4 separate regions of the Homo sapiens genome follow, and regions 2, 3 and 4 are each linked to region 1. Evidence: chromatin loops called from intact Hi-C (ENCODE). Cell type or tissue: psoas muscle. All regions are shown on one strand. Region 1 has its middle 38 kb from the start of SH3D19. Region 2 has its middle 9.7 kb from the start of SNORD73A. Region 3 overlaps FHIP1A (FHF complex subunit HOOK interacting protein 1A). Region 4 overlaps FHIP1A (FHF complex subunit HOOK interacting protein 1A).

Evidence for each region. A loop is a pair of places that touch in the nucleus more often than their neighbours do. Peaks named below come from ENCODE experiments on the same cell type or tissue, not always from the same donor. Only the 100,000 strongest peaks of a DNase experiment are listed, where the experiment ranks them.
Region 2: a loop joins it to region 1, with 4 times the contacts of the local background. A loop is called at or near these places in 86 of 110 quality-filtered maps.
Region 3: it touches region 1 in a loop (2.4-fold over the local background); 36 of 110 quality-filtered maps call a loop at or near these places.
Region 4: it touches region 1 in a loop (2.0-fold over the local background); 2 of 110 quality-filtered maps call a loop at or near these places.

Annotation. Positions count from the first base shown.
Region 1 is chr4:151,359,642-151,367,641 of GRCh38, forward strand. No RefSeq gene overlaps it. Among named protein-coding and RNA genes, the nearest start is that of SH3D19, 38 kb to the left of the region's middle. In psoas muscle, a CTCF peak has its summit at 3,236; a DNase peak (open chromatin) is centred at 3,240; H3K27ac peaks cover 243 bases.
Region 2 is chr4:151,109,491-151,117,490 of GRCh38, forward strand. No RefSeq gene overlaps it. Among named protein-coding and RNA genes, the nearest start is that of SNORD73A, 9.7 kb to the left of the region's middle. In psoas muscle, no CTCF peak of the experiment used is centred here; no DNase peak of the experiment used is centred here.
Region 3 is chr4:151,608,359-151,616,358 of GRCh38, forward strand. All of the region lies in intron 7 of FHIP1A (FHF complex subunit HOOK interacting protein 1A), which reads left to right. Among named protein-coding and RNA genes, the nearest start is that of GATB, 150 kb to the right of the region's middle. In psoas muscle, a CTCF peak has its summit at 4,411 (motif pointing left); no DNase peak of the experiment used is centred here.
Region 4 is chr4:151,451,154-151,459,153 of GRCh38, forward strand. FHIP1A (FHF complex subunit HOOK interacting protein 1A) reads left to right here. Exons shown (of 14, transcript NM_001109977.3): 2 at 3,548-3,655. Among named protein-coding and RNA genes, the nearest start is that of FHIP1A, 46 kb to the left of the region's middle. In psoas muscle, a CTCF peak has its summit at 4,270; no DNase peak of the experiment used is centred here; H3K4me3 peaks cover 443 bases; H3K27ac peaks cover 4,714 bases.

The sequences.
Region 1 (8,000 bases):
CATGGAGCTAGTCAAGCTAGAAAGTCTGAAATTGATCACACACAGACACACACACACGCGCACACACACACACACAGAAGCAACTCTCTCGAATAAGGGAATGACAGTCATTCAAGGGCTATAATATGTGCTGGGCACTGTGCCAGTTGCTAAGGGCACCAAGATGACCAGTGTACAGTTCTTGCTCTTATGGAGCTCACAAAGAGGCATTTTAGGAAATTGATTTGGCTGAAGTCCACAGGACAGACAGGAATGGGGTGAATTGAGAGCTAAAGAGACCAGCTATGAGGATGGCCAGTGAGAAAATGAGGGCCTGGGCTAATGTAGAGGTCTTGGGAGAGCAGAGAAGAGTGAACCTGCAGGTACGGAAGTGCTTGCCACCTGCAAAAGGAGGGTTGGAAAAGAGGGAAGCAATAAGGAGGGCAGGAAGGAACAGTAGGGTTGCCACCAACTGAAATAGGGCACTTGTAAAGGCAGCCAAACTACAGTAGCAGAAATTATGAATTTTTAAAAGATACTGAAAGTGAGCTCATGGCAGGACATACACACTGAAATAAATACTAAGAAGATGGAACTATGGACTGATGCAGGATAGATGAGGCTGGATGAATTCTCCAGGAGCTGAATAGCGAGAGAAATCAGAGCCTTAGCAGGGGCACCCAGAGAGTTAGGAGCTGGGAGGGGAAGGGAGTCAAAAGTAGTTGAAAGGTCAAGAAGAAGGAGAATGTAGTGTCACTGAATCTAAGGGAGGAAAGAATTTCAAGGAGTGGGTTGTCAGAGAGGCTGAAGAGAATGAAAACCAAGAGAAAGCCATTCATTGTATAAAACTGCACTCTATAAGGCAGTCTGTGGGTTTTTTGTTTTAAAAATAAATAAAAAGTATATGATATTAATAGGCTCTGAAATAAAACATATATGCAAATGAACATCAAAGATTCAGTGACCTGCAGGACTGAGATAAGAGTGCCTTATAGTCATATAGCCTTTTGGTTTTTAAAGTACCTTAGAATACATTATTTGAACTGATCTTTTATTACATTCCTGGGATGATTATAACCTAAAAGGAATCACATTTCCTGTTTTGATCATTTAGTTACTCAACTACAGTTTTGCATTTGTACAACTATCAATACTAACAATAAATAACTATCCGGGAACTTTGTGACAGAAAATGAAAGATGATGACAATTATGATGATACCCATAGTAATAATACCCAACATTTATATAGCATGAAATGATTTCACATATGTTATTTCATTTTACCTTCAACAGCTCAGTGAAATAAATCTCATTATCTCCATTTTATATGTGTGGGCAGCTTTTAAAAATCCATGCTCCAAACAGATAAATTAAACAGGGCTAAACTAGACCAAAGAAATGGGCTTTTTATGTTTAATAAACTTAAAGCCCTGCTAAGAACAATGAAGGAAATTTTTATTATAGAACAAGAAACAAAATACTAGGACACATCAATTAATCTATCCCCTTTCTCTAAGAAGACAGAATATGGAGTTGCTTATCCCATTTGAAAGTCTCCTAAATTTCTGCTAGTTAGAAATGTTTTGGTTGCAAATGACAAGACCCACCTCAAACTCATTTAGGAAAAATAGTAGCAGGGGGATTGATTGCTCAATAATTGAACAGACTAAGAGTTGAAGTTCAGTCTAAAGGTTCAGATGTGACTGAATTCAAGCACAATTCTAGCTGGAAAAGAGCAAATGCAGAGTTCAGATGGGCTGAGTGTGTGTGTATGTGTGTGTGCGTGTATGTGTGTGTGTGTGTGTGTGTTGGGGGTGGGGGGAGCGGGGGAGATGAGACAAAGCCCTACCTCAATTTCAAGGACTTAAAGTGGGGAAGGAATGGTCTTCAGAAAGAAAATTAAGGTGCTTCCAGTAGAAGAAAGAAGAATGGATGCTGGGCAGGCAAAACCGTAGATCTCCAAAATTACTATCCTCAAACGGTGTTCACCAACTTACCTGAAATTCTCACTGTCAGAACTATTTCTTTAAGACTTTGGGTCTCAAGAGTTTCCTACAGTTAATTGGCTACTCTGGGGCAAATGTTCTCAATGTTGGCTGTATATCAGAGTCATGTGGGTAGCCAGAAAAGGTTTCAAAAATATATGGATGACTGAGCCTAACCTCTCAAGTGGGGTCCAGTGGATACCCCAAACTTTGTCCATGCAGTACATTTTGAAAGGAACAACAAATTGTGCAAAATGAGTAGCAGAGTTATCAGTTTCTCATTCCATATCTTCTCTCCTCTCTCTTTTCACCTCCAATGCTATCAGTGAGGACTGTCACGGAGTAGGCATCCCATAAATATTGGCAGAACTGAATATAATGGAACTGAAATGAGAGAATATACTATACTATCCGTGTTCCTGTGTTTTCCTCCTTTGAACATACTAGATTCCTACTTCCGGTTTGGGACTTACTGTCGACAAGATAAGAAAAGTGATGGACAAAGTGAGGAGGAGTCATGTGCTCAAGGACCCTCCAATCCAGCAGGGGAAAGAGGTGAGTTTCCCGGAATGACTGGAATTTGGTGAGCACATGGAAGGCACAGCTAACCCCATCTTAAAGAATCCAAATAAGTCTAAGTCTTAAGTGAAATTTAGAAGTCAGGGCCGGACGCGGTGGCTCACGCCTGTAATCACGGCACTTTGGGAGGCCAAGGCGGGCGGATCACGAGGTCAGGATATCGAGACCATCCTGGCTAACACGGTGAAAACCCATCTCTATTAAAAATACAAAAAAATTGGCCAGGCGAGCCGAGATGGCGTCACTACACTCCAGCCTGGGCGACAGAGCGAGACTCAGTCTCAAAATAAAATAAAATAAGTCAGGCAGAGAGAGGGGGTATTGGGTGTGCTGAGCATGGTTAAAGTCCAGTAAGCAAGAAAGCCGGCCTATTTGAAGACTTGCTTCAGTTATGGCTAGAGGATAGTACCTAAGGGCAAGGTGAGCAGGGCTGAAGCTGGGGAAAGAGCCCGGGACTTGAATGGTATGTTTATCTTTATTTAAATACTCAGGGCTCTAAAGGAGCGTTAATTCCAGACAGAATTCTCACACATTCAGTCATTTTTGCGCATGTACATTTCTATTTGTGGATTGAAGAAAAATATTACAGTTTTAAGTTGGGTTTAAAAAAATCAGTCAAGAAATGAACCCAAATGGCTTCCATAAGGCCACTATGATTTGGCGTTCTTGGGCTGCAGTGCCACCACTCGGCCACAGGGTAGCAGTGCAGCTCAGCAGACAGTGGGAAGCGGAAAGCAGAATAGTTGAGGGGCGGGGTTACAGGGAATCCCTCCCCAAAGCAGCAAATAATAGGGCTCTCCTTGAACTAGGTGGAACACATTAGCCCCATTTCTACACCTCCACACTTCCTTCCTCTATCATCTATCCCCACATCTATCAAGTCTAGCATAAATTCATGCGGAGTACAAACATGTTTGTAAAACAATGATCCATCCCTACAGGACTTGCTACATGCCCCCCATCTCAGTAAACAGTGGGCTTTCCTTGTAAAAAAAAAAAAAAAAAAAGGGAAATAATGAAAAGGTCCAATGATCAGAGGCTGACTAAATGACCTGTGGTATGTTTATCAAAGAAATACAATGCCTCCATTAAAAAAAAATCTGTTTTGCAGATTATTTAAAGATAGAGAAAATGATAAAGAGAAAAAAGTGAAAAAAAAAAAAAAAGCAAAATCCGAACAATATGCAGTGAGATCCCAGACTGCTTGCTTGCTTGCTTGCTTGAGACAGGGTCTCTCTATGTTGCCCAAGCTGGTCTCGAACTCCTGGGCTCAAATGATCCTCCTGTCTCAGTCTCCCAAGTATCTAGGACTAGGGGCGCCTGCCACCACAACTTGCTAATTATTTTTATTTTACTTTTATAGAGATGAGAGTCTTGCTTTGCTCCCCGGCTGGTCTCAAATTCCTGGCCTCAAGTGGTCCTCTTGTTTCCGCAGAACAGATATTTGTAACAAAATAGAAACCTATTGTTTTGTGACTTGCTAAATTCATATAACTATATATCCTGAACTTTTCCCATGTCATTAAGTACATGATTTTTTATGACTGGGCTGAATACTTATTTTAATATAAGTGTGAACTATAACTTATTCAGCCAATCTCCTATTGTTAAATATCTCTTTTATTTCCTAGTTTTTAGCTGGTAAGAATGAGACTAATATCCATTTGCTTTTGCGTCTCTTTGATTATTTTCTTAGCATTAATTGTTAGAACTGAATTGTTGGATTAAAGACATTTCATCCATTTGTCAAGTGAAAGGGTGCTGCAATTTACCCCTCCTCAGTACTATCTTTTGGAATATCATAGCATTATGATAAGTCTTGAAACATGGTAGGGTTAGTCATTCAACTTTGTTCTTATTTTCCAAAGTTGTTTTGGCTATTCTAGTTCTTTTATATTTCCATATGAGTTTTAGAATCACCTTATCAGTTTCTACACAAAAAATCTGTGAAATTTTAGCCGGGTGCCATTGTGTGCACCTGTAGTCCTAGCTACTTGGGAGGTTGAGGCAGGAGGATCTCTTGGCTCAGGAGTTTGAGGTCAGCCTGTTTCTAAGAAAATACAAAAACAAAACCAAATTTGGACTGGGATGTCATTGAAACTAGAAATCAATTTGGGGATAATTGACTTATTCTTAAAAATTGGCCAGGCGCAGTGGCTCATGCCTGTAATCCCAGCACTTTGGGAAGCTGAGGCTGGTGGATCACTTGAGGTCAGGAGTTCGAGACCAGTCTGGCCAACATGGTGAAACTCTGTCTCTACTAAAAATATAAAACTTAGCCAGGCATGGTGGTAACCCATTAAATCCTTCACAATTAAGTATTAGGCGTAGGTTTTTATGGATGCCCTTTATCAGGTTGATGAATTCCTTAGCTTGTTGAGAAAATGGATGTTGGATTTTTGTCAAATGCCTTTTCTGCATCTATTGAGATGATCTTGTGGTTTTCTTTTTCAGTTTGTTAAGATGATGAATTATAGGCCAGGCGCGGTGGTTCACGCCTGTAATCCCAGCACTTTGGGAGGCTGAGGTGGGCAGATCACGAGATCAGGAGATCGAGACCATCCTGGCTAACACAGTGAAACCCCGTCTCTACTAAAAAATACAAAAAATTAGCCGGGCGCAGTGGCGGGCGCCTGTAGTCCCAGCTACTCAGGAGGCTGAGGCAGGAGAATGGCGTGAACCCAGGAGGCAGAGCTTGCAGTGAGCCGAGATCGCACCACTGCACTCCAGCCTGGGCGACAAAGTGAGACTCCGTCTCAAAAAAAAAAAAAAAAAAAAAAGATGATGAATTATATTGATTTACTATATATATATATATATACACACACATACACACACACACACGCACACACAAAATACATATGTATCTTAATTCCAATAGCTTTTGGAGTGCAAGAGGCTTCTGGTTACATAGATGAAGTGTATAGTGGTGAAGTTTGAGATTTCAGCATACCAGTCCCAAGTAGTGTACATCCTTGACTTGCTCCTGATTTTAGGGGTAACCCATTAAATCTTTCACAATTAAGTATTAGGTGTAGGTTTTTATGGATGCCCTTTATCAGGTTGATGAATTCCTTAGCTTGTTGAGAAAATGGATGTATATGTAGCTTTTCATCACCTATCCCTTCCCACTCTCCCCCATTCTGAGTCTCCATTATACCACTCTGTGTGACTTTGCACATCCATAGCTTAGTTCCCACTTAGAAGTGAAAATATACAGTATTTGGTTTTCCATTCCTGATTTACTTCACTTAGAATAATGGCTTCCAGGCCGGGCGCGGTGGCTCATGCCTGTAATCCCAGCACTTTTGGGGGCTGAGGTGGGTGGATCACTTGAGGTCCAGAGTTTGAGACTAGCCTGGCTGACATGGTGAAACCCCATCTCTACTAAAAATACAAAAATTAGCTGGGCGTGGTGGTGCACACCTGTAATCCCAGCTACTCAGGAGGCTGAAGTGAGAGAATCACTTGAACCTAGGAGGTGGAGGTTGCAGTGAGCTGAGATTGCACCATTGCGCACTGAGATCGCACCATTGCACTCCAGCCTGGGTGACAGAGCGATACTCCATCTCAAAAATAATAATTATTATTATTATTATAATGGCTTCCAGCTCCATATTGATTCATTTTCTAATTTTAAGCCAACTTTTCATTCCTGGGATAAATTCCATTTGGTCATGACATATTATTCTTTTTCTATATTGGGAGATTTTGTTTAGAATTTTAGATCTCGTTAATGGAAGATAATTAGTCTATAGTTTTCTTGTAACACCTTTGGTTTTGGTATCAGGGAAATGCTGGCCTTGAGTGAACTGAAAAGTATTGCTCCCTTTAAATTTTTAGGAAAATTTGTTGATAATTGGTAGAATTTTTTTCTCAAATGTTTGCTAGAATTCACCAGTAAAGCCATCTGGCCCTGGAGTTTTCTTTGTGGGAAGGTTTTTAACTACACATTTAATTTTCTTAATAGTAATAAGGCTCCCCTCGCTTGTGTCCTATCTTCCAGACCTCATTCTTCTACATTGCCTGATGTCTGTTGCCTTGAAAACTATGCTTTCTTATGTTTGGTCTTTTTCCTTTTTTGGCTGCTTCAGGAAAGACAATAAATCTGGTTTTTGTTATTCCATGTTGTGTGGAAACAGAAGTGCTTTATATGTTTCTGTATTTTCATAGAAAAATTTTTTTATCGCTCAAAAATTATAAATATACATTTGGAAAATGCTACATAGCTTTGAACAGCAAAGAATTTAGTAATTATTTTGAGAATTTCTGACAGGTCCTCATTATTTACTCTGAAAACACTAAACTGTAAAGCTCTATGCAATTATTAAATATTATTTTTGTTGTGTTTTCCATGTTGTATAAAAGCTTTATATATACTTTAGGCTTACAATGTGTTCCTACTTTCACATAATATTTAGAAGAGGCTGACTAATGAAAGCTGGAGAAACAGTATACGAAATGCTTAATTTTGGTTTATCAATTATATTCAATAAGTTAAAATGTCTAGTTTAATGAGTCATTAAATACAAATAACCTGGATAGGGCTATTTTAAAAGTTTATATTAGAGAAGGCTTTCTCTTAACATCTTGACTTTATCTAGAACTTTAGGAAATGTTTAGGTGAAAGGAAAGGTAGCAAAAATTGTAGTAATTAATGAACATTAAGGACAAAAGTTAAAATACCCACTGAAAGCTGCAAATGTTAAACTGTATCTCTTATCATGGTTTGACTTGAATATGCCCTACTGCACACTGAAATATATCAAATTCAAAGATTTTATAAATGATAAAACAATTGTAAGTTTTCAAAAAAAGATGGCAGGAATTGCAGTAAGTGCTTTTAGAGCATTGAATTCTGTTCAGATGATTTTAAAAAATAATTGGTAATAACTTAGTAAATAGTTTAGTAAACTGTTTCTTAAAACTTTTTTCATCCATGATAGATATAATAATGTAGCATATAAATAGGAAGAAGTGTAAACATAAGACAGCCTGAAGGTAAAAATTAAGCCAATGGGAACAATTTCTTTTTCCAGAGATACGGATTTCCTTATTCTGCCACTGTATGGCAGAGTAACAACCAACCAACCAATCAGACAAACAAAACAAAACATCCAACCAATTTTTTTTTTTGTTTTGAGATGGAGTCTCGCTCTGTCACCCAGGCTGGATTGCAGTGGTGTGATCTCGGCTCACAGCAACCTCCACTCCCCAGGTTCAAATGATTCTCCTGCCTCAGCCTCCTGAGTAACTGGGATTACAGGCATGTGCCAGCATGCCCGACTATTTTTTTTTTATACTTTTAGTAGAGATGAGGTTTCACCATGTTGGCCAGGCTGGTCTTGAACTCCTGACCTCAAGCGATCCATCCACCTCAGCCACCCAAACTGCTAGGATTACAGGCGTGAGCCACTTCACCCAGCCGCAACCAATTCTTCAAGACCACCTCATT
Region 2 (8,000 bases), 250 kb before region 1:
TCTCAGCCCACTGCAACCTCTGCCTCCCAGGTTCAAGCGATTCTCCTGCCCCAGCCTCCTGAGAGGCTGGGATTACAGGCGTGTGCCGCGATGCCCAACTAATTTTGTTATTTTTATTAGAGATGGGGTTTCACCATGTTGGCCAGGCTGGTAATCCCAGCACTTTGGGAGGCCAAGCTGGGCAGATCACTTGAGGTCAGGAGTTCCAGACCAGCCTGGTCAACGTGGCAAAACCCTGTCTCTACTAAAACTACAAAAATTAGCCGGGCTTGGTGGCGTGGGCCTGTAATCCCAGCTACTTGGGAGGCTGAGGCAGGAGAATCACTTGAACCCTGGAGGAGGAGTTTGCAGTGAGCCGAGATTGTGCCACTGCACTCCAGCCTGGGAGACAGAGCCAGAATCTGTCTCAAAAAAAAAAAAAAAAAATCTTTTGCAGGTAAAGTTTTCCTAAATTTCAGTTTTTAGCATTCTGTGTCCTTGCTCTGATTTTCTGTATCAGGGACTTCTTCACCTATGATCTTAAAAGCAGCTGCAGTTATAATTGCTAACCATCCATGTGATATAATCCTTAGTCCAGGCTGAGTTGGCAAATTGCTGCCTATGGTAAATCTGGCCAGTTTCCATTTTTGTATAGTCTGCAAGCTGAGAATGTTTTTTCTATTTTTATAGATTTGAAAAAATATTTTACTACGTGTAAAAATTATATGAAATTCAAAATAAACATAAATATCCACAAATCAAGTCGTATTGGAACATGATCATACTCATTTATCTTTAAATATTGTGTTTCTGCTTCAAAACATTTTTAATCTGTTTTTAAATAGAGATGGGGTCTCACTATGTTGCCCAGGCTGGCCTTAAACTCCTGGACTCAAAAGGATCCTATTGCCCCAGCCTCCCAAAGTGCTGAATTACAGGCATGAGCCACAGCCCCTGGCCCACTTGCTGCTTTTTACACTACAACTGCAGTGGTGCAGGTGCAGTTCACACTGAGGTGGTGCACTCATCACTTCACACTGCGGTGCACACTGCAAACTGCAGCGATACCACGCTCAAACATTTTGAGTGCCACACATTTTACCTGTGAAAAGACATCTTCAAAAATGAAATACAGGCCAGGCACTGTGGCTCATGCCTGTAATCCCACCACTTTGGGAGGCCAAGGCAGGTGGATCACTTGAGGTCAGAAGTTCAAGACCAGCCTGGCCAACATGGTGAAATCCCGTCTCTACTAAAAATACAAAAATTAGTCAGGCGTGATGGCATGCTCCTGTAATCCCAGCTACTTGGGAGGCTGAGGCAGGAGAATCGCTTGAACCTGGGAGGCAGAGGTTGCAGTGGGTGGAGGTTACAGTGAGCCAAGACTGCGCCACTGCACTCCAGCCTGGGCAACAGAGTGAGACTCCGTCTCAAAAAAAAAAAAAAAAGAAATACATAAAATCTCATTACAAGTCACTGTTCACAGATGAAAATTTGCAACTCATTTTTATAATGGGAATCACTAAGCTCTAATTTAATGAAATGTTATTCCCCATCCCAAAAGAAAAAAATTCCATTTTTTTCCTCATTAGTAGATCTGTATTACAGAAAAGTACTCAATTATTATCATGATAGTTTGAACTTCATTAATAATTTTGTGGAGATTTGTTTCCTCTTGTTATATGCCTACATCCCACTTTTGCTTCTTGGCCCACAAGGCCAAAACTATTTATCTGGCTTTTCACAGAGAAAAGTTTGCCAGTGCTACTGTAAATAAGGAAATAAAGCATCCAAATTCAACTGACAGGGTTTGGGCAAAACTTGCAGTGGAGAAAAAGGTTTTTTAAATTTATAAAAATATATATATATATATTTGAGACGGGAGTTTCATTCTTGTTGCCTAGGCTGGAGTGCAATGGCACAATCTCGGCTCACCGCAACTTCTGCCTCCCAGGTTCAAGTGATTCTCCTTTCTCAGCCTCCCCAGTAGCTGGGATTATAGGCATGTGCCACCATGCCTGGCTAATTTTGTATTTTTAGTGGAGACAGGGTTTCTCCATTGTTGGTCAGGCTGGTCTTGAACTCCTGACCTCAGATGACCCACCCACCTCGGCCTCCCAAAGTGCTGGGATTACAGGCTTGAGCCACCGCGCCCAGGCAAAAATATTTTTATATTTAAGTGTGTGAGTCCCTCTGGGCCAATTCAGCGTTCTATTTTGCACTGCTAAATGTGAGACTGATGTGTACATGCTTGTGCACTTCATGTATTCAGAGGAGGTTCTCCCATTCAGGGCACTGCTGTATTTAGAAAAGTGTTAATGGAACAAACTCCTCTGCCATTTGCCGTGTGTGTGTGTGTGTGTGTGTGTGTCAGTATTTAAACACAAGTGTTTCTACTCTGACGGCCACAGTTTTCACATGAGAGCGAGGATGCTGTCCAGTTGTTTGACAACTCAGAATTCTCAATCTCATACCTTGACTGTGGTTTCATCACACCTCCACCAACAGGAGTGTTTGATAAAACTCCAAAACAATTCAGGAGCCTGTTCACCAAGTAGTTTCTTGGGACTGTGTGGATGGATTCACAGTGCTTAATCCCTCTGGCAGTCAAGGACAAACTGCTATCTCTTTAACCTTTTGCTGCTTCTAGGCTTATTGGAGGGCTTTGGGTATTGGAGACCGCATGCCTCACTAAACAAGCCTTGCTGATAAAAAACAGTGTGTTCTGGGATGTAGCAGCCTTAGGATCATCTTGGTTTTTCATGAAGTGGTGGTAGAAACTCCTGGAAAACTTTATCTAGCACTCCACTGCGTGAAGCGTACTTGCACCTGTTGGGTCAATGGGGTCCTTACTTCACCTAAGTCTCCTAAATGATTGGGCCTGATTCACTGATGGCTCTGCAGAATGGAAAGCTGGTAGTATCCATTGTGTTGCTGTTGCAATCCAACCTCAGTGCTAGCCATGCAACTAAAGTGAATGAAGTCCCTGCTCAGTGGGCGGAACTCAGTTCTCATAGCCAATACTGCTTTTGATTAACCTTGCCCTATTTTAAAAATTATTATTTTTAGAGTTAGGGTCTTGTGCTGTTGCCCAGGTTGGAGTGCAGTGGTGTGATCACAGCTCACTGCAGTCTCAACCTCCTGGACTCAGGGATCCTCCTACCTCAATCTCCTGAGTAGCTGGGGCTACAGGTGTGTGTCCCCATGACCTGCTTTTTAAAATTTTTGTAGAGATGGGCATCTCGCTATGTTGCCCAGGCTGGTCTTGAACTCTTGTACTCAAGTGATTCTCCTGCCTCAGCCTCCCAAAGTTGAGATTACAGGTGTGAGCCACCACACTAGTTTTTGCTGACTTGGGCTGTTACTAATGGCCTAGACATCTGGTCTGCCAGTTGAAAGGCAGACTAAAGACATCTCTTTTAAGGCTATAAACTATGAAAATAAATTGTGGCTGCCAACCAGAACATCTGGGTCATTCATGTAGATGACTACAGTTAAGGGCTGATAACACCTGTGACTGATAACACCTAGTGGAATCAAGCTGCTGATGAAGCCAGCATCACCTGGATTGTCCTCACAATGGCAACACATCCACCATGGCGGACTAGGCACCCAGTAAAGAACTCTTTCTCATGCATGCCAGTCTTGGTGACCCCTGCTAAAGTTATCCCATTTGTCTGGAGGTAAATAAGGCCATACTATACAGGACATGGGCCCGCTTGCTCCTAACTGACTGACTACACTGGCCATTTGACCTCCTGTTAGGGCAACTCATGGCGGAGGGGCTGACTGCTGTTAAGACCTTCTTAGGCTATGACGTTGCTGTTTCGGTCTGACCAACTGACTTTGACCATACAATTACAGCTCTTGAAACTAATGTGTCATATTAAGACCCAGGCTGGTCTTAAAACTCCTGGCTCAAGCGATCCTTCTGCCTCAGCCTCCCAGAGTGCTGGGATTACAGGTGTGAACCACCATGCCTAGCTGGAAGGGAAATAATTAATGCACAATTTGTTCCCTAGGTCAGTTTCTCAACCTTGGCACTATTAATATTTTAGGCCAGATAATTCGTTGTTTAGCAGTTACACTGGCCTCTACCCACTAGATGCCAGTAGCACCTTCCCTCTAGTTGTGACAAATAAAAATGGCTCAGACATTGCCAAATGTCCCCTGGAGGGCAAAACTGCCCCCAGCTGGAACCACTGCCCTTGATTCAAAACCACTACCTGAATCAAGTGGCAGCTGCAGCTAACAGTCTGACCTGCTGCTGGGCTTGTCCAGACCACCATGAAATGTGCTATGAAAACGAAAATCTCTCATAAACATGGTCAGTCCTGCACTGTTCTGCTGTGCCTGATACCATCAACAACAGCACCCAAATTCGAATGTATACAGACATCAGGACCAACACAACCTTGATTCAATCTGACTGATCATATGCTTTTGACGCCTGAGTGGTCTTGGGTAATACCGTATATGGCAACCGAAGCTGCAGCTATTTGGTGACACTGCCCCTGTGACTTAACCAATGTGATGATACAAATCAGGTTTAGCAACGAGTCCTGAACCAAAGTGACTTGTGTCCTTTGGGGTTATATTTTGGTATATAGGGGAAAAATGGGTAGGAGAAAAATGGGTCATGAGATGTCTCCCCATTAAGGACAGAGGTCGCTTTCTGGCCCATCAATTGTCTAATTATTGCAGCGACACCAGAGATTAACAGATCAGTTTAAACTCTGTACAGGTCTTAATGAATAAAATACCCTGGCCCTAGAATACCTCATGGCTGCCTAAAATCAGACCTACTGGTACTCCCTGAGATTATTCACAGTAAGCTGTCTGGGACCCTGGAGAGTAAGACTGAGATCAATACTGCAGGTTGGCTTCATCTGCTGCTTTGAGTCTTGATAATAGACTTAATTAAACGTCATGTGAGACAAACTGAGTGGATTTGGTTCTGGCTTCTGTTGGTTAGCTTAATCGAAGTGGTTGTCAGAGTAGCACACTTGTGTAAAAATTTAAGTTTGGCCAAGAATGTGTCAGGCTGAGGAGTGAATAGTGACAGAGGCAATGTGCTGTATACCCTAAGTGTCTCTGCACATTCTTGCTGAGTATGCCAAGAATACAATCCCTTGACTGTTCTTTACCCTGGCCACTTCTCAGGGCTGTGTTTGCACCCTTGTGAGCAACCTTGAAGGATGAGGTAACGTCTCCCCCAGGAAAAAAAGCAAGCTTGCTTCCATTTGCTATAAAAGTGGTGGATCTCAGTGTTCCTCTCCTGTCACACAACTCACTGTATAATGGGCCCTTTGCATCACCTCCTCGGGATTTGGTGGGGTATGGGAAACTGACACATAAGAACACGAAACTCTGGTTCTCACTTTTGCTATCATGAAGTGTTTTGCTCCTGTCCCAGAAGTCTCATGTCTTCTGCTAACATCCATGAAACCATGCCAGGCTAAATGTTTAGCTTACAAGTTGGGTAAAATGTCAAACACTGCACAGTTCCTGACAATTTCTCCTCCTCAATTATTTGAAGCAAATTTAACTTATCAAATGTAAATATTTCATCATGTATCTCTGAAATGATTTCTTAAAAAGAAATGTAACCAAAATCCTATTAACACAGCTCCAAATTTCAGTAATAATCTTTAGTATCTTTAAATATCCAGTCATACCAATTTAATGAGTCATTAATTCTCTGACGTAACGCTGTGATAGGCAATGCAAGTGTGACAGCTATGAAGGGTAATGAGTTTCCATTTGCTAAGATCATTTAAGAAGTCAAAGTAGGGCTGGGTGCGGTGGCTCACACCTGTAATCCCAGTACTTTGGGAGGGTGAGGCGGGTGGATCACCTGAGGACAGGAGTTCAAGACCAGCCTGGCCAAAGTGGCGAAACTCCATGTCTACTAAAAATACAAAAAATTGGCTGGGCACGGTGGCTCATGCCTATAATCCCAGCACTTTGGGAGGCCAAGGCGGGTGGATCACCTGAGGTCATGAGTTTGAGACCAGCCTGACCAACATGGTGAAATCCTGTCTTTACTAAAAATATAAAAATTAGCTGGGCATGGTGGTGGGCACCTGTAATCCCAGCTACTTGGGAGGCTGAGGCAGGAGAATTGCTTCAACCCAGGAGGCAGAGGTTGCGGTGAGCCAAAATCACACCATTGCACTCCAGCCTGGGTTGACGAGCGAAACTCCATCTCAAAAATAAAAATACAGATACAAAAAACTAGCAAAGCGTGGTGGCGGGCACCTCTAATCCTAGCTACTTCGGAGGCTGAGGCACGAGAATTGCTGGAACCTGGGGGCAGAGGTTGCAGTGAGCCAAGATCGCACCATTGGACTCCAGCCTGGGCAGCAAGGGCAAAACTACGTCTCAGAAAAAAAAAAAAAAAAAGAAGTCAAGGCAGAAAAATTATTGCAGGTGTCAGCTCCTAGAAGTGTATAACATCCATCCCGGCCCTATTATTATTTTTTTGATACATATATGTATATACACGTATATATGTGTATGTATATATATGTGTATATGTGCATGTATATGTAAGTATATATGTGTATATTACCACATATACATTTGTGTATACGTATATGTATATATGTATGTGTATATGTATATACATACACGCATACATACGTATGTGTATATGTATGTATATATTTAAAGTGTGTGTATGTGTATACACATATGTGTATATGTATATATGTGCATACATATGTATAAATGCATGCATGTATACATGTATACGTATATATACATATACACATACGTATGTATACATATGTATGTATACACTGCATATACATACATATGTATGTATACACTATGCATATACATACATATGTATATATACACATGTATGTATATACTATGCATACACATACATATGTATATATACACACGTGTACACACATATACATATGCGTATACATTCATACACACATACATGTATACACACATACATATACACATACACATATATACATATATGTATATATACACACACACACATTTTTTTTTTGAGATGGTGTCACTCTCTGTTGCCCAGACTGCAGTGCAGTGGCATAATCTCAGCTCACTGCAACCTCCATTTCCCAGGTTTGCGCAATTCTCCTGCCTCACCCAGTAGCTGGGATTACAGGCCCACGCCACCATAGCCTGGCTAATTTTTGTATTTTTAGTAGAGACAGGGTTTCACCATGTTGGCCAGGCTGGTTTTGAACTCCTGACCTCAGGTTATCCACCCGCCTTGGCCTCCCAAAGTGCTGAGATTACAGGCGTGAGTCATAGTGCTCAGCCAGAGGCCAATATTTTGGTATTGTTAGTTAATTTTTGTGAAACATAGACAACCAAATATTTCATTTAATTATTGCCTAATTTACAGTACTTGAAGATAAATAATCCATGGTATACATATAATTAGAATTCCTTTAAAAAAATCAGAATATGTCTCAGACTCTGAAATATAAATCTATCAGCTTAACAGTGCTTTGGTTAATCTATTATACTCCAAAATACTAATAACAGTGTTTTGTGTTATATTTTAATGAAAATCTAGATTTATGATTGCTCTACTGTTGCCAAGGGCACAGCCCTACAAGATACAGCTGTACAAGATCTGATGTTCTAAATTTTTGAATATTTTCTATTAAAGAGAAAAAGGAATCCACATTAGTGGATCCATTCATGTTTCAGTTTCTAGGTAACATCAATATAAATTGTCCACATAAAACCAAGAAGCTGACAGGACTTTTCTTCCTGAAGGATAAAACTTCAAGGCTTTAATACATACTGTGTAATTCTTTCTAATCGTTAAGTATTAGAGGCTACAACCACTACAGGCCAATGAAACGGATCAATTCTTCTTGTTTAACTGCTAAAAAAAATGTTATCACTTTGCCATAATAAACGGAAAAAGAACTGGATTGGAAATCCGCAGAGATAGGTTTTACTTTAGGCTCTGCAAGTAACTGTGACTTTAGGCAAATCATTTAACCTCTGCAAGTTGAACT
Region 3 (8,000 bases), 250 kb after region 1:
TTCTCTTATTTCTCTCAGAATGTGGTATCAACTCAGTTGCTTATATAATTGTTTTCCTATTTATTCTAATTCTCAGTGTCACATGTTCTCAAACTTGAATGTGCAGCTAGTTACTGGGGAACTTCTTCATTGCAAACTCCTGGGTTCCGGAGATTCTGCTTTAATAGGTAGGGTTGAGGCCCAGGAATTTGCACATGAGCCGGCACCCAGGTGCTCCAGTGACCACACTTGGAGGAGCACTGATCTATGCCCTTGTGCCGGCACTTCTGCTATTAATGCTCCTTCGCTGAACTAGGATTCAGAAGACAGGGGTTCTAGTTATGTGTGCTGTCAAGGGTCTTAACCCAGTTAAGGATTCAGTTTTGTCTTCTATGGTAATCCCCACCTTGTCAGCCTCCCAAGACTGTGGTGGACATCAGATGATGTCAGATAAAAGCACTTTGGTGAAGCCTTTTCCAAATGAGCAAGGTATTAAACTGGAGATAAGGAATCTCAAAATATTTCATATAACTTAAGACTTAGTAGTAGTATCTAAAGGCGAGTAGTGAAAGGAGATTGTTGGGTTCTTAAATATTAGGGGTTCCAAGAATGTGTTTCGGCCTCTAATGTGTGAGTAGTGTTTGATTGAGCGGGGTACCTCCCATTGTTCAGGATGCTGGCCAAGTGTCATTATTTATTACTATGAAATCAACCCTGCTCTCCTGTGTGGTGCTATTAAGATATGTGGACAGTGATTTCGATACCATAAAACTTTTTTCGAATGGAAATGTTATCAGCTTGGGATTGCAATACTGGCCACTCAGTGATGTCATGTATATCACAGAATACTATAAGATACCACTGTTCTACCTCTGACCCAGTCCTGCCAAATGCCTTGGTGCTATGGGCAGGAGGGAAAAGAGTGCTCCTTATAATTTGAAGTTACATAATAAAGATGTGATGGGAAGATTTTCTTCAGCTGAGTATAACCATTATTACTTTTTTTCACTTCCCATTTTCTAGGTTATTAAGTGGAAAGATGATGTACCCAGACATTTAGATCTATATACAAATATGCTTTCTCTTCATCCACATGTAGAAAAACCTACAAGAATCCATTATTTATCCCAGAGCTATACTGTGGACCAACTGTAGAACATAAAGAAATGACAAATGTTTATGGTGGAAAGCCTCTGAGAATGTGGAAATATAATAGAAGCAATTGGAACATTTGCTTCTTTTTTTTTAAAGAATATCTGTAATTACTATCTGAAGTCTTGTGCTGAGTTTCCAGTGTAGTTAAGCACTGTGTCTTTGAATGTTTTGTAGACAAGGAGGCTCCCTGTAAGGCACGTGGCATGTGTTCAGCTGATACCTGGGCATATTGTTATGTGACTGGAAGACCAGATCTTTCCTCTCATTTTGCATAATCACACAACAAGTAGTGAACTAATTGGCCGTAGGATCTATATCACCTTGGCCTACAGCCAACTTCATAGTATCTTGAGGCACCCCATCACTTTAATGCTGTATCTAATGCTGTGCCAAAAAAAAACAAAAAACCCCAAAAAACTAAAATAAATAAAAATGCTGTCTTAAGTAAGTAAACTTAAAATAGAGAGCAAAGAGGAAGGCACATTTATTCATTGACATGAACCTAGATGTAGTGGTATCTAGTGAGTAAGTTTTTTGTGAAGGATTTAATATGATGTGGATTTTAGAGTCAGACTACCAGGATTGGTTTCCCAGCTCTGCCACTTGCTAGCTCTGTGCCTTTGGTAGAGCACTTAATCTTTCTGAGCCATGTTCTTCATTTGTAAAATAGGGGCAATAATAATAATGCTTTACCTTATAGGACTGGTGAAGAGTAAATGAGTTGATACTTTAAAATGGTGCCTGGAACAATGTGTATGAGTTAACTCTTATTACTGTTTTTGTTTTTATTGTTACATACTTGTTGGGAAAATAATAGATTTAGATGACTAAACAGCTCTTTTGTTCCCACTCCATGCCACCCCATAATGCCACCATCTAGTGGATCTAAGAAGAGGCTCTGTGTATATCATCTTTCCACTGTAATTTATCAAATTTGGCATATTGCCAGGAGGAAACAGGTAGAGAATTGTAGAAATCAGGTTTATTAGGAGAAATAACTCAGAGGTGTAGACTTGGTAGAACCCAACCATTTGAATCTTTTCCTAGGCTAATCCCAAAGCTCCTTCTACCTCCTTCTCTGTAGACTCACTTCTCCAGCTATTCTGGGCCATTTGCTATACCCTGAGTGTGATTCCAGCCTTCTAGTTAAATGCCCATGCTTATGCCTTTCTTCCACTTGAGATGCCAACTATATTTAGCATCTATTCCAACTACATTTATCCAAATCTTCTCATCCTCCAATGTCCAGACTGCATGCCACCTCCCAGATTCTTCCTGATCAGTGCAGGCATAGACAATAACTCTTCACTTCTCTAGAGTTTGCTGGCATCACCCAAGTGGGACTTGAAGATTACCTGGTATGATCATTATAGATTTGTTATGTTGTACCTCTCATACCAGGTGGTAAACACCATGAGAGTAGGGAACCATACACATTTCTTTATTCATTTGTTCATTGAACAAATGTTATAATATATAGCAGAATTTATAGTACATTGCCAAGTATGTAATAGGTATTATGACATCTCTTGAATAAATGAACATGTGAATGTAGATATGGTAACTAGGTAGGAGCCTGTGTGTGTGTATGTATGTGTGTGTGTGTGTATGTAGCTATGAGAGAGAAAACTAATGAGAACTGTAGTGGTCAGGTTAGGTTGATGAACTGATGTTTAGCTAGCATTGTGAGGTGGCATGGAGTGGGAGAAAAATGAGGCACTTGCACAGGGGTGGGTGGTGGTGTTTAGGATTGGCTAGAGATGGCTGTTGCTTGGTACCCAGTAGGTGCTCTATGTTAGTAACTCTTAAATGTCGTGGAAGTCCAAAAGAGAACCAGAGTTGAGACAGATACTGCTGGAGAAATTTAAAGGAAGATATAGATATTTTATGAAAAATGAACCAAAAAATATTTCTGAAGAATGAATGATGGCTCCAAGAATGATGTTTGAAATGTGCTCTCTATATGTAGAAATGAAATTGTATAAGGGCGTCAAACTTTTCTGTACTGTTTTTCATTTGAGTTGCTTATGAGATATCGAGGTAAAATAATTGGCAATATATCATTGCTATGGTTATTTATCAAGACATCAAACTTTCTGACTAAGCATGTGTAATATTTATATTTATGTTAAATGCTTTAATACAACTAGTAGATTTTAACCATCTAGTTTTTTTCTTTGAAGATAGCATTCTGTTTGTCTGAAATTAGAATCCATTTCAGTTTCATGGAGGAGCAAAGGTGAGGCACTCATCTGTCTCTATGTCCTTTTTGCCTGACACAGTGTTAGCCCAATGCTTGGCACCAGTAGGTGTTCTATGTATAAGTGTTTTTCAGTAAATGAATTAATAATATATCAGTTTTTCTCTAAATGAATTAATAACATCTCAGTTTTAAAAACTTCACAGATTAGATGGATTGATTTCATGAAACATTTCCTTTGTGTTTAAGATTCTTGCCAAATCTAAGTGGAGAGATTAAATTGGAGATAGAAAAATGATTATGTACATTTGTAGAACTTTAGTACTAGACATAATTCCAGAGATTATCTAGTTCCAGTTCCTCATTTTTCAGACAAAGGCATTGAGGACCAGAGAGGTTAAGTGACTTGCTTATGCTCACATCATGTCAAGCTTGGACCTAACCCAGATCTCCAGATCTCCAGGCTTCAGTATCATCTCTTTCCATTAGGCACCTTGGAAGTAAATCTTAGTTTCATTATTCCTTTCATGGCCTAGGTTTAACTCCTGAGCTCCCAAAGAAGAATTTAGGAAAATTTTTATTGTGTTTTTGTTAATTGCAAAGTAGAAAGATTTCTGAGACAGCAACTCCCCTTCCTCTCAAGGATCCTGTGCAATGCATGGGCTGCTTGGGGGTACCCATATGTTTTTGTTTTTGTTTTTGTTTTGAGATGGAGTCTCGCTCCGTTGCTCAGGCTGGATTGCAGTGGCACAATCTCTGCTCACTGCAACCTCCGCCTTCCGGCTTCATGCAATTCTCCTGCCTCAGCCTCCCAAGTAGCTGAGATTACAAGTGTGCACCACTACGCCTGGCTAACTTTTTGTGTTTTTAGTAGAAATGAGGTTTCACCTTGTTGACCAGGCTGGTCTCAAACTCCTCACCTCAAATGATATGCCCATCTCGGCCTCCCAAAGTGTTGGGATTACAGGCGTGAGCCACCGCACTCAGTCTCCCATATTAATTTTTAAATGTCCTTTCCTCCTGTTAAGTCTGCTGGAAAAAGAGAGCTTGTGCCATCTAGTGGATCTAAGAAGAGGCTCTCAGGCTTAAATTTTGGGTGGCCTTACTTTAAAAAGAAGAAAGGAACAATATTTTTATTTAATGAATCTGCACATTCTCACATGGAATCCTTTTTATCATGAGAGTGGCAGTAGCAGCACAGAATGAAGTTAGGGTCACTTTGTATTTCATAGTGCTAGAGACGCGACACCTTACTGACCGTGCTTCTTTTTAGTGGTGGAAGGCAGGTCACAAAGTGGGTAACTGGATTTAACTGATTTAACTGGATCAGGAAAGGCATGAGCATGGGTATTTTTAGGTAACTCTCCAGGTGATTCTAACATAGAACCAGGGCTGAGAACCACTGCTGTATTACAATCTTGGTTTTTCAACCAGTGCTTGGATTCTTGTACTCGTTAATTTAAAACACTGGCTCTTCTGTAATGGGTCTTTCCATCCTAGTTGGGAATTAGTCAAATCCTATTATTCCTGGGAAACCCGCTAGTGCTCATTTGGACAATTAACTTATTCAAGAATGTACAGCATTCTACTATCCAATGGATAATGAAGTTTTAGAAGCTTTCAAATTACTCCTTTGTTTTCCTTCAATGGAGATTTTAAATCTTTTTACATGCTCTGGAAAATATTTATCTCATGTGGCAGGTGGTAGAAGACAATATCTGTCAAGCGGGATAACTTGATGACTGAATGGGCAGTGCAGGCCGAGGGCTGTCATCACTGACATTGCCCTGTGATCTGAAATGCCCGTTAACCTCCTGGGCTTGAATTTTCTTTGAAGAGTGTGATTGGTCATCTTTATATTTACAGAGTACTGCTCAGCAAAAAACTAGGTTACAAAAAAAAGCTTTTGTTACTCCATCAGTGAAATATCTTAAGTGGCACCTTAGCACCTGTGTAGTGTAGTTGTACTTGATGGTCATAATGACCAGGAGGCTTTGTGATGGTGGTCCACAGCCTGGTGCACATCAGAAGCAACAAGGGATGCCTGGCACTAGACCTGGAGATAATTATTTAACTGGATCAGGATAGGGCATGAGCATGGGTATTTTTAACTAACTCCCCAGGTGATTCTAACATGGAACTTGGGTTGAGAACCACTGCCACAAGATATTCTTAAAAATGTTTTGCAGGCTGGATGCGGTGGCTCATGCTTGTAATCCCAGCACTTTGGGAGGCTGAGGTGGGTGGATCACCTGAGGTCAGGAGTTTGAGACCAGCCTGGCTAATATGGTGAAACCCTGTCCCTACTAAAAATACAAAACTTAGCTGGGTGTGGTGGCGCACGCCTGTAGTCTGAGCTACTCGGGAGGATGAGGCACGAGAATCACTTGAACGTAGGAGGTGGAGGTTGCCGTGAGCTGAGATTGTGCCATTGCACTCTAGCCTGGGTGACAGAGCAAGACTCCATCTCAAAAAAAAAAAAAAAGTTTTATAAGGCCAGGCATGCTGGCTCATGCCTCTAATCCCAGCACTTTGGGAGGCCGAGGCAGGAGGATTGCTTGAGCCAAGGAGTTTAAGACCATCCTGGGCAACATGATGAAACCCTGTCTCTACAAAAGATACAAAAATCACCCAGGTGTGGTGGCATGCACCTGTAGTCCCAGCTACTCGGGAGGCTGACGTGAGAGATTTGCTTGACCCTGGGACCTCGAGGCTACAGTAAGCGGTGATCACGCCACTGTACTCCAGTCTGAGCCACGGTGTGAGACTCTGTCTCAAAAAAAAAAAAAAAAAAGTTTTGTGAACCTTGAATTTCAAATCAAGTTTGGCAGTCTGGTGTATATTTTCTGGCTTTTAAATTATTTGAATATTGGAGATCCATATTTGATAACCAGTATTCTCCTGGGGCCCAGGGAGCAGGAATTGCACTGTTTTGTGATTAGAGTAATGAAGTTATTATTGTGTCTAAATGACTCCATTTTTACATCTCTCAGAGGTGCTGGTGGAGTCAGTCCCTGTATATGACCCAGGTTTGAGGAATGTGAGTACTTTCAGGGATTGCCAGGAGCGGTAAGGGCCAGAAGTTAATGCTTCTCTGAGTGGCAGCTTAATGTATTGTCATAATTGTACGCATCTGAGAGCATTGATTCTATATTGTTGGCCCTTGTCCCAGTGACAGTAGGAAAGTGGGAGTCTTTCACATAAAGCTTTTTTCCCCCTCTTATCATTTTAATAATGAATTTCACCTCTTTCTGTGGTTTCCAGGAGTAGGGTGCTCTGTGAGTTCTCTGCAGAAGCTGTTTTCTGCAGTAAAGTCCTGATCTGTCACTGGGAACAGCTTTCTTCTGACAAATGTAGCTGAATTGGTTGGCAGAAGGATGGCAGGGAGGTAAAAGGGCAGGGAGTGGTTATAAATCCTCTAAAACGCCATCAATTGAACTCTTACAATGGGAGACAGTGTCTTTGACGACGTGTTCCAAATGGTTGATACAGATATTCAATTTCAAAGGATTTCTGCTGTGTTTTCAGAGGGCAGGGGACAAAAATGCCAGGAAATTGTTAGAATTCTTGTAAAAACCATGAAATTTATTATCAGGTAGACTTAGGTTTGTGTCTGGCTTCTGCCACTTACTGTGTGCTTCTAGGGCAAAAGTTTGAGCCTCACTTTTCTTAGCTGTAAGATGAGAATCCTAATACCTACCTACCATTTTACTCTATCAAGGTGAATTAATTTGTATAATACATGTAAAACATCTAATACAATATTTGGCACAGAGCTGGTACTTCATAAATGGTAGCTATTTCTGGAACTACTATTAATAGTGGTAGTAATTGATGATAATGGCCTGTATGTCCACTTAGCCTTTGGTGGGGATGGCAAGGGGGTGTTGACAGAGGCTCATCTGGGAAGGGTATACTCAGAATTTTCATCCTCACATAGTCAACCTGTTATAATTTAGAGTCTCATCACATATTAATCCTTTAAAATGCAGTCACTCTCTAGAATAGTTCATTTCACTGATTACTCATTTTGTGTACATCCTGCTGTTTAACTCAGAGGGCTTACAATACAGATTTTTTATGTAAACAGTGTGGACAGGGGGTTAGTAGAGGAGAGGGGAAAATATAATTTGGGGATTACTTTGGCCATAAGTCACACCTGGTGTCATGGTTTGGTGTGGAGTTTGGACACCCAGAAAAGGAAAGTTTAGATTATTGGGAAGTTGGGAAGAGGAGATGCCAGAATGGGTGACAGGAGGGTGGTAGGGACCCAACTACAATTTAGAATTTCCTGTGCAGGGTTCTCTGTTAGGATTGCCCGTGTGTTGCCATGAGTTTGTCTTGGTGTCCCTTCTGTCATTTGCCATCAGTTGGCAGTGTCTAGAATACAGTTCCATTTCATTGAAGCACTCAGTCTAGAGTATAAAGCATTTATGTGAATCAGTGGAAACTGAATTTGTACGGCTGAGGATCTGTACTGCAGTTTCAGAAAAGTCAGTATAGTTTAATTGAGGTATAAAGGGCTCTCCTCCCCATCTGAGTTGTGACAAGTTGAGAAATACAAAAAATGAGGCAGATGGAAGATCAAAACACCATCTTTATTACCAGTAAAACTGTTGCCAGAGAATAGGGTTTACTCCTGTGGGCAAACATTCCCAATATTTAA
Region 4 (8,000 bases), 92 kb after region 1:
TGTATTTGTACCCTTTGCCTATAGTTTTTGGGGGTTTTCATCTTTTTCTTATTGATTTTTAAATGCTCTTTTTAGGTTAATAAAACTTTCATTATGTACTATAGATATTTTTCCCAGGTTACCTTTCAACTTTATTTATTTTTGCTTTACATTTTTACTTAGTCAAATGCATTAGCCTTTTATGGTTCCTGGTGATTGGATCATCTATGTTTTCTAATGTTTTTATAATTCCTTTTATTTTAACACTCAAATCTTGAGCAAGCAGGAGTTCATTTTGGTATAAGGAATGCTGAGACATTTTAAATACAGTTCTACATGAAAGATAGAATCTAATGAATTATCTGTGCTTCCTGGCCTTTGGGTCTTTGCTGTGCTATTCCTTCTTTCTAAAATGTTCTAGTTCCCCCATATCTTTGTGTATTGAACTATGAAAGCACACCAAGAACTACAGAAGTAGATGATAAGAGGTCAATTTCTTCCTACTGATCCTTTGACCAACCCACGGTTGAATGATTATTTTCTGAAATTAGCAGGGGACACATGAATTTAAAGCTCTATTTCCAGTAAATTTTTTTCAAATAGTATTTGATGACATTTTTATAATAAAGTGCTTTTTTTCAGTTGCATGTGTTTTTCTTTTTTCTTTTTCTTTCTTTTTTTTCTTTCTTTCTTTTTTTTTTTGAAACAGGGTTTTGCTCTATCTGTTGCCCAGGCTGAAGTGCCATGGCACTCTCACGGCTCATTACAGCCTTGACCTCCTGGGCCCAAGAGATCTTCCCATCTCAGCCTTCCAAGTAGCTGGGACCACACACACACCACCATGCTCAGCTAATTTTTAAAATTTTTTTGTAGGGATATGGTCTCCTTACGCTGCCTAGGTTGGTCTTAAACTCTGGAGCTCAAGCAATCCTCTTGCCTTGGCCTCCCAAAATGTTAGAATTACAGGCGTGAGCCACCACGCCTGGCTACAATTAGATGTATTTTTCAAGTTAAACCTCAACAAGGATTCTGTTATTAGTAAGCTTTGTGAAAATCAGTAGATTAGACTCATTAACATGGTTCTCAAAGGAGATTTTATCAAATGTAAAACTTGAAGATGTTACCTTCTGTCAATGCTCATTTGAAAAATGCTCTGGTTTTTAGTGCTCTGTATTCTGGCAGATAAAAATGTCCGTGCTTGGAAAATATGGACACCTTAGTGAAAGGAGATATGAACACTTTACCTCCAGAGTTTAATTAAGCATTTAGTTTTTTAAATGTAAATTTTTCTGGTTATAAAAGTGATACATCAGGCTGGCATGGTGGTTCACACCTGTAATTCCAGCACTTTGGGAGGCTGAGGTGGGCGGATCAGTTGAGGCCAAAAGTATGAGAGCAGCCTGGCCAAGATGGTGAAACCCTGTCTCTACTAAAATAAATTAATAAATAACCATATCTGTATCTGTCTATATATGTATATAGATGTATATATAAACTAGCTGGGTGTGGTGGCTCATGCCTGTAGTCCCAGCTACTTGGGAAAATGAGGCATGAGAATTGCTTGAACCCAGTAGGCAGAGGTTGCAGTGAGCAGAGATTGGCGCCACTGTACTCCAGCCTGGGTGACGGAATGAGACTCTGTCTCAAAAAAAAAAAAAGATACATTTATATTCTAGAACATCTTGGATATAGAGAAAGTATATATTAAACACTGTAATGCCATCATCTAGAGGTAGCCACCATTAAATTTTGGCATATTTATTTCTAGTATTTACCTTTTCCTATGTCTGCAGACATTGAAACGTATATATATATATATACATACACACACACACACACACACAAACATACATTGATATTTTATAAAATTAGGCCTATACTGGACATAGTTGTTTTTTTTTTGAGATGGAGTCTTGCTCTGTTGCCCAGGCTGGAGTACAGTGGCGTGATCTCGGCTCACTGCAACCTCCACCTCCTGGGTTCAAGCGATTCTCTTGTCTCAGCCTCCCGAGTAGCTGGATTACAGGCGCCTTCCACCATGTCTGGCTAATTTTTGTATTTTTAGTAGAGATAGTGTTTCACCATGTTGGCCAGGCTGATCTCAATCTCCTGACCTCAAGTGATCCGCCCGCCTTGGCCTCCCAAAATGCTGGGATTACAGGCATGAGCCACTGCACCTGGCCCATAGTTTTAATTTTTCATTTGCTATTATGATATAAGCATTTTTCCATACCATTAAATATTCTACAAGCTTTGCCACTTAGCTATGCAATCTTGGACAAGTCATTTAACCTCTCAGTGCCTTATTTTGTCATCTACAATAGGGATAATAATGGAGATAATGATAATATACTCACCGTACAAGTTTATTGTATGCATTAAATTCATGTAACACATACAACAAACTTATTAATGTGTGTAAAGTATTCAGAACAGGCATGAGATATTATAAATGCTGAGTTGATATTATTCTTATTCTAAAAACCTGATTTCGGATCACCTGAGGTCGGGAGTTCGAGACCAGCTCGACCAACATGGAGAAACCCTGTCTCTACTAAAAACACAAATGCGTGGTGGCGCATACCTGTAATCCCAGCTACTGGGGAGGCTGAGGCAGGAGAATCGCTTGAACTGGGAGGCGGAGGTGGCGGTTTTTGAACTGGGAGGCGGAGGTTGCGGTGAGCCGAGATAGCACCATTGCACTTTAGCCAGGGCAACAAGAGCGAAACTCCATCTCAAAAACAAAAACAAAAACAAAAACAAAACAAAACAAAAACACCAAAAACCACGATTTATAATTTTTCATAGTATTTCATCCTATGAATATATAATAATATATTTAGCCACTTCCTTATGGGACACTTTTTAAAAACCAAATATTCGTTATTACAGGTAATGCTGTGATGAATAAACATTTTTTACATAATTTTTTCCCATAGGAATGTACATAATATACATTTCCTAGAAGTGATATTACTGGGCATCACAGCTTTCAGGTATAATACAATGTCCTTTTGATTTTATTATGGAAAAGTGTTAAAATATGGGTTTTTAATTATCACTGGATTAAGACAGAGAGTTGATTCTTAAAGGGTTGTGATATGGCATTCATATACCTATTGATTTAGGCATATCACATTGGAGGCACATCAAGAGCCATTGGAGTTATTGGTGTGAAAGACAGGCAGCCATTTCTTTTCCTCCCTGTTTGGGCCAAAGACTGTTCCTATAGGTAACTTTGGGTCTGCTTGTATGACACAGAACAAGCTATGCCAAAATGCAGGCATTTTCCACTACAGAGACTCTGAAATAGCTCTTTTGCAGAACTAAAGAGGCTAGTAAGTTTGTTACCTTTTTCCCTCAATGTAAAATTTTTATATTCCTAAGTGTTTATAGCTGTGTTTGTTTAAAACACGCATGTCCCTAAAACTTCCAGTCCAATGAAGAAAACAGAGCAAGGTTGAGGCAAATTAGGCCTTAGAAATCCGAAGCAGAGATTATAGTAAAACACAAAAGGTCTGGGAAATGCACAGGTGTTTTTCTGAAGGACTTTTTTTTTTTTTTCCAGGTGATACACTTGGGTGTTGAAGGACATTTTTGAAATCATGAGAACTCAATGTTTGACTATGAATGTTTCGTTATAACTGCCTGGAAGGTTAGCGTCAAAGAAGTTGAGGTAGGAATATTTATAAATACGTTCCTTAACTTTTAGCTTGTGTGTGAAAATGGAAAAGATTATGTGGCTTAATGTTAATTTTCCTTGGCCCCTTATGTGGATTTCCCCATAACCTAGTTGCAATTCTTGGTGGCTTACGCTGGCAAAACAAAAATCATTCTTCACTGTGGTTTGGAACAGAGATACCAGATCTTATTGGGAGGGCAAATCCAGGAACCCTTCCCCACATTTTGCCATTCTGAACTCTGATTTGTATAGATGATGATTTGACTCTGAAGCTGCTTAGTTTAACAATTACAAGTTCACAATGTTAAGGACCAACAGTAGCATCATGAGGCTTAGTAAAATTAATTTTACACACACAACTTATATTTTTCTTCATGCAGTTTGTACACTTACTGGTTTGAAAATTCACAGAAAATATAATTAAAGCTATCAAAGCCAAAGAATATAAAGATGTTTCCTCTATTGTTAGCCAGTCTTCAGTGTCACTGTAATAATAGCACCTTGTGTAAGAACTCTAAAAACCTTGCCAATGCTTTATAGGCTTTGTAAACTGAGATAACCACTGCTGTCATTAAAGGAGGGCAGGTCATCCCTCAGCAGGGATCAGCTACTCCTGCCTCCTACTGTTTGCTGGTTTAATTCTCTTTGTAATAGTGAGGCTGGATTAGGAGTCTAGAGCTAGCACTGCATGCCTTTCCAAAGGAACCATGGAAGGACTAGGAGTCAATTTCATTACTTTCTTGAGGTGTGGCCCACCCCCCAGGTCTTTTCCTCATATTTTGGAAGTTCAGAGCCGGTTCAGGGAGATGCCACTTCTTCCTTCAGTGCTGTGGGTATTTTCTGAAAGCCTTCCATCAGTGGTCCTGATCTTGGTCAGTGGGACCACATTTCAGTCTTTGTTATTACACAGAATATAGCACTGCTTCTGAAGGCAAAGAGGCAGAGAGCTGGGTTTACTTTACTGTTAATTAATTGATTGATTAGTTGTTTCATTTATGTTTAACAAATAGATACCAGGAGTCTGCTGTTTGTTGAGAGCTACATTAAACTCTGTGGAAGTATATAAAACATATAAAACACAGTTCCTGTTGAAAGCAGTCTGGAATATTAGATGGAAGCACTGAGCCCTAGAGAACAGAATAGAAAAATTTAATATTTTCCTGTTCTAACTTTGCCCACACAGGTTTTCCATTAGTGATAAAAGGACATAACTGATAATTCAGAAACACATACCTTCTTAACATACATCATCTATGGAAAAAAAAGCTGTTAAGGCACCAAAAAAAACCCACTGTAGGACTGTAAAGATATTTACCTATTACAGAGATTTATTGACATGATAAAATTAAACAACCATAACTCTCTAATTTATTAGAAAATCTCCATCACCTTCTGTCATTCCCGAAAGTCTATCCATTGAAAAGGTTCTTTTTAAAATAACATCAGCTTTCAGTACTCTAAAATGAAAACAAATGGGCTTTTTTCAAGGTTTACAAAATTTTTTCAAAATAAATGCAAAGTAAAAGACAGGGCCAGCGGGTGGTGGAAAGGACTAAGGATTTCATTGTGTGGTACAGAGCTGGAGTGCTGTGGAACTCAAGTGAGGAGAGTTGGGCATTAAACCTCTCGGAAGATGAAATGAAGGGAAAGCAAATAAGGAAAATCAGGTAGAGAGCTACTTTCTGCACATTTACTTCTGACTCCTTATGGGACTTCTTAAGGGCACTTTGGAAATGTACCCTGATCCACCAATCATGGTTACATACAGTATTGTTAAAATATATAAACATTTAAAATCTCATAATGAAAGTATAACTTTTATAGAGCAGAAGACTTAGAAAACATACACATAACACACAAAAGAAAAATAAATCATCTATAATCTGGCCACTTAGAAATAACTATTGTTATGCCCTTACTTTTTTTTCAATGTAAATGATTTTGATTGCATTTACATTGGATTCCCAGAGCAGAGGGTAAACAGATTCCATAAAAATAATGAGTTGGATTCATATGAGATTGTTGTATTGGTTATTGTGACAATAATTTTGGCCCTGTCTACCTTTTACTTTGCAGTTATTTCAAAAAATTTTTGTATAGCTTGAAAAAAACCTATTTGTTTTTATTTTACAGTATTATTGTGATTATTTTAGAGTATTTGAAAGCTAATGACATTATTTTAAAGAGGATCTTTTCAATGGATAGACTTCTGGGAATGACAGAAGGAGATTTTCTAATAAATTAGAGAGTTATAGTTGTTTAGTTTTCTCATATCAATAAATCTCTGTAATAGGTAAATATGGTCTTGTAGTGGGGCTTTTTTGGTAATTTTAACAGTTTTTTTCCCCATAAATGATGTATGTTAAGAAGGTATGTGTTTCTGAATTATTAGTTATGTCCTTTTATCATTAATGGAAAACCTGTGTGGGCTAAGTAAGAATAGAAAAATATGAAATGTCAGACAACTTAAAGTTTCTGATATGTGTGAAGCTATTAGGTGAATTTAAGCCCTTGACCACTGACAGGTGCATTTGGAACAGGAAATTGCCTGAGCAGTGGCCTTCTGCATGTAGGGAAGAGCCCTGGCCCTGGAAGTGTGCTTTCTGAATCTGAAATTATTCTATTTGGTCTATCCGTGTTGTGCCCTACCAGGAAAGGGAGAGAGGGGTTTTGTGTTTTAGAAGAACCTCACAAATTCTCCATGTTCCAGAACTTATTACTGACTGTAAAACTGCAAAGTAGAGTTTATTCCTTTTCCCTCCACCTGTCACATATATGTCTTTTGACTGATTGAGAAATCTTAACCTTTTTGGAAATTAGTGGCTCCTTTCTGTGTTTTTAAAAAAGGTGTTTTTTAGTATACTGTCTGGCTGCCCTAGTTCTATAATGTCTTTGATTTAACTCCCCTTCCGCCCCTTTTTTAGGTATCTCTGAGACCTTTTTTGGAGGGGTGGGGATCACAAACTCAGAGGCCAGGCAGGTAGTATAATATGAATATAAGTTTCTAGGGAGGAATGGTAAGAACTATGACAGACTGGAAAATACTTCTATCTCCAAAGGTAATTAAAATAAAACAAAAACAGAAATATATTTTGATGGCCAAACAGGAAATCCAGATTTGGCTTGAAGCCTACCAGTTTATGGTCCCTGTAGTGATAATGGTAGTAGAGTAGTCATGTAATGATAATGATTGTAAAAAATAGCTAACATTTATTGAGCACTTACTATGTGCCAGGCACATGTGCTATCTTATTCTGTCTTCACAGTAAAGGTAAATGTTATTATTATCCCCACCTTAGAGATGAAACTGAGGCTTAGAGAGGTTCTTTGCCCATGTCGCAGAGGTCATAAGTAGCAGAGTGAAAGCCAGGTTTGTCTAACTCAGAATCATGAGCTCTGTGATGTGTTTTGCTTTTAGGCCACAGAACTTTGAATTGCACTTGGAAGAAAATAGTCAGTGGTTAAGCTACTCAGAGTGTTGGCACCAACCAGTTTTGTGGCCTTGGGGGAAGAAGCCAGGCCTGGAAAAAGGGGCAGTGTTCTTGGTCCTATAAGGAGGAGGAAACAGCCTAGCCAGGTCTGCTGTGGTGTGAACAGGCTCTAGGAAAGTCTTCACCAGGTACTTTGGGAAGTGATTTCTTTGGTAGAGGGTAAAGAAAGTAATAGTTCCTGTGAGGTGCAGAAGATGTGTGTGGGTTTGGGGGTGGGGGTGTCTGTGCAGCATATAGGAGGGGAAAATCAGACTAAATGGAAGTTTAGTAGGAGCTTTTAATGTAGGTTTTGGCAGATTTGAGTAAGGTCTACTGGAATATTTTGTACCCTGGCTGTCCTTAACTGTGTATTTGGGAATATCTAGAACTGTAGAATAAATAACTAAAATGTATGGGGTTGACATTTAATCCAGGGCTTCTTGTTGCAGTACACTTTAAAACTGAATGGGGTTTTAGTCTGGGCGCAAGGGACTGTCTTTTGTTTGGCTTATCTTAGTCGGCTCCTACTCACACACCACAGAGTCGCTTTTCTTGGGCATAGTGGATCTCTATCAGGATCACTGGCATTTCCTGTAATATTTAGCAGAAAAAGGGTCATAGAGAAAGTATCCTCACAAACTCTTGGTTATTGAACCAACCAGCACCACCAAAATATTTGCTGTTAACATAGCACCTTTAAACGAACAAGTGACTTGTTATACCTTGTAGTTCTCAAACCTTCTCTAAGTGACTTTAACACAAGGAAATGAAAAGTAAAGCCAATCTGTTCGTATGACCAGCTGCATGTGAACATAAACCCTGGGAAACACAGTGGCCTCTGTGAGAGGGCTGCTTGCATAAACCTCACA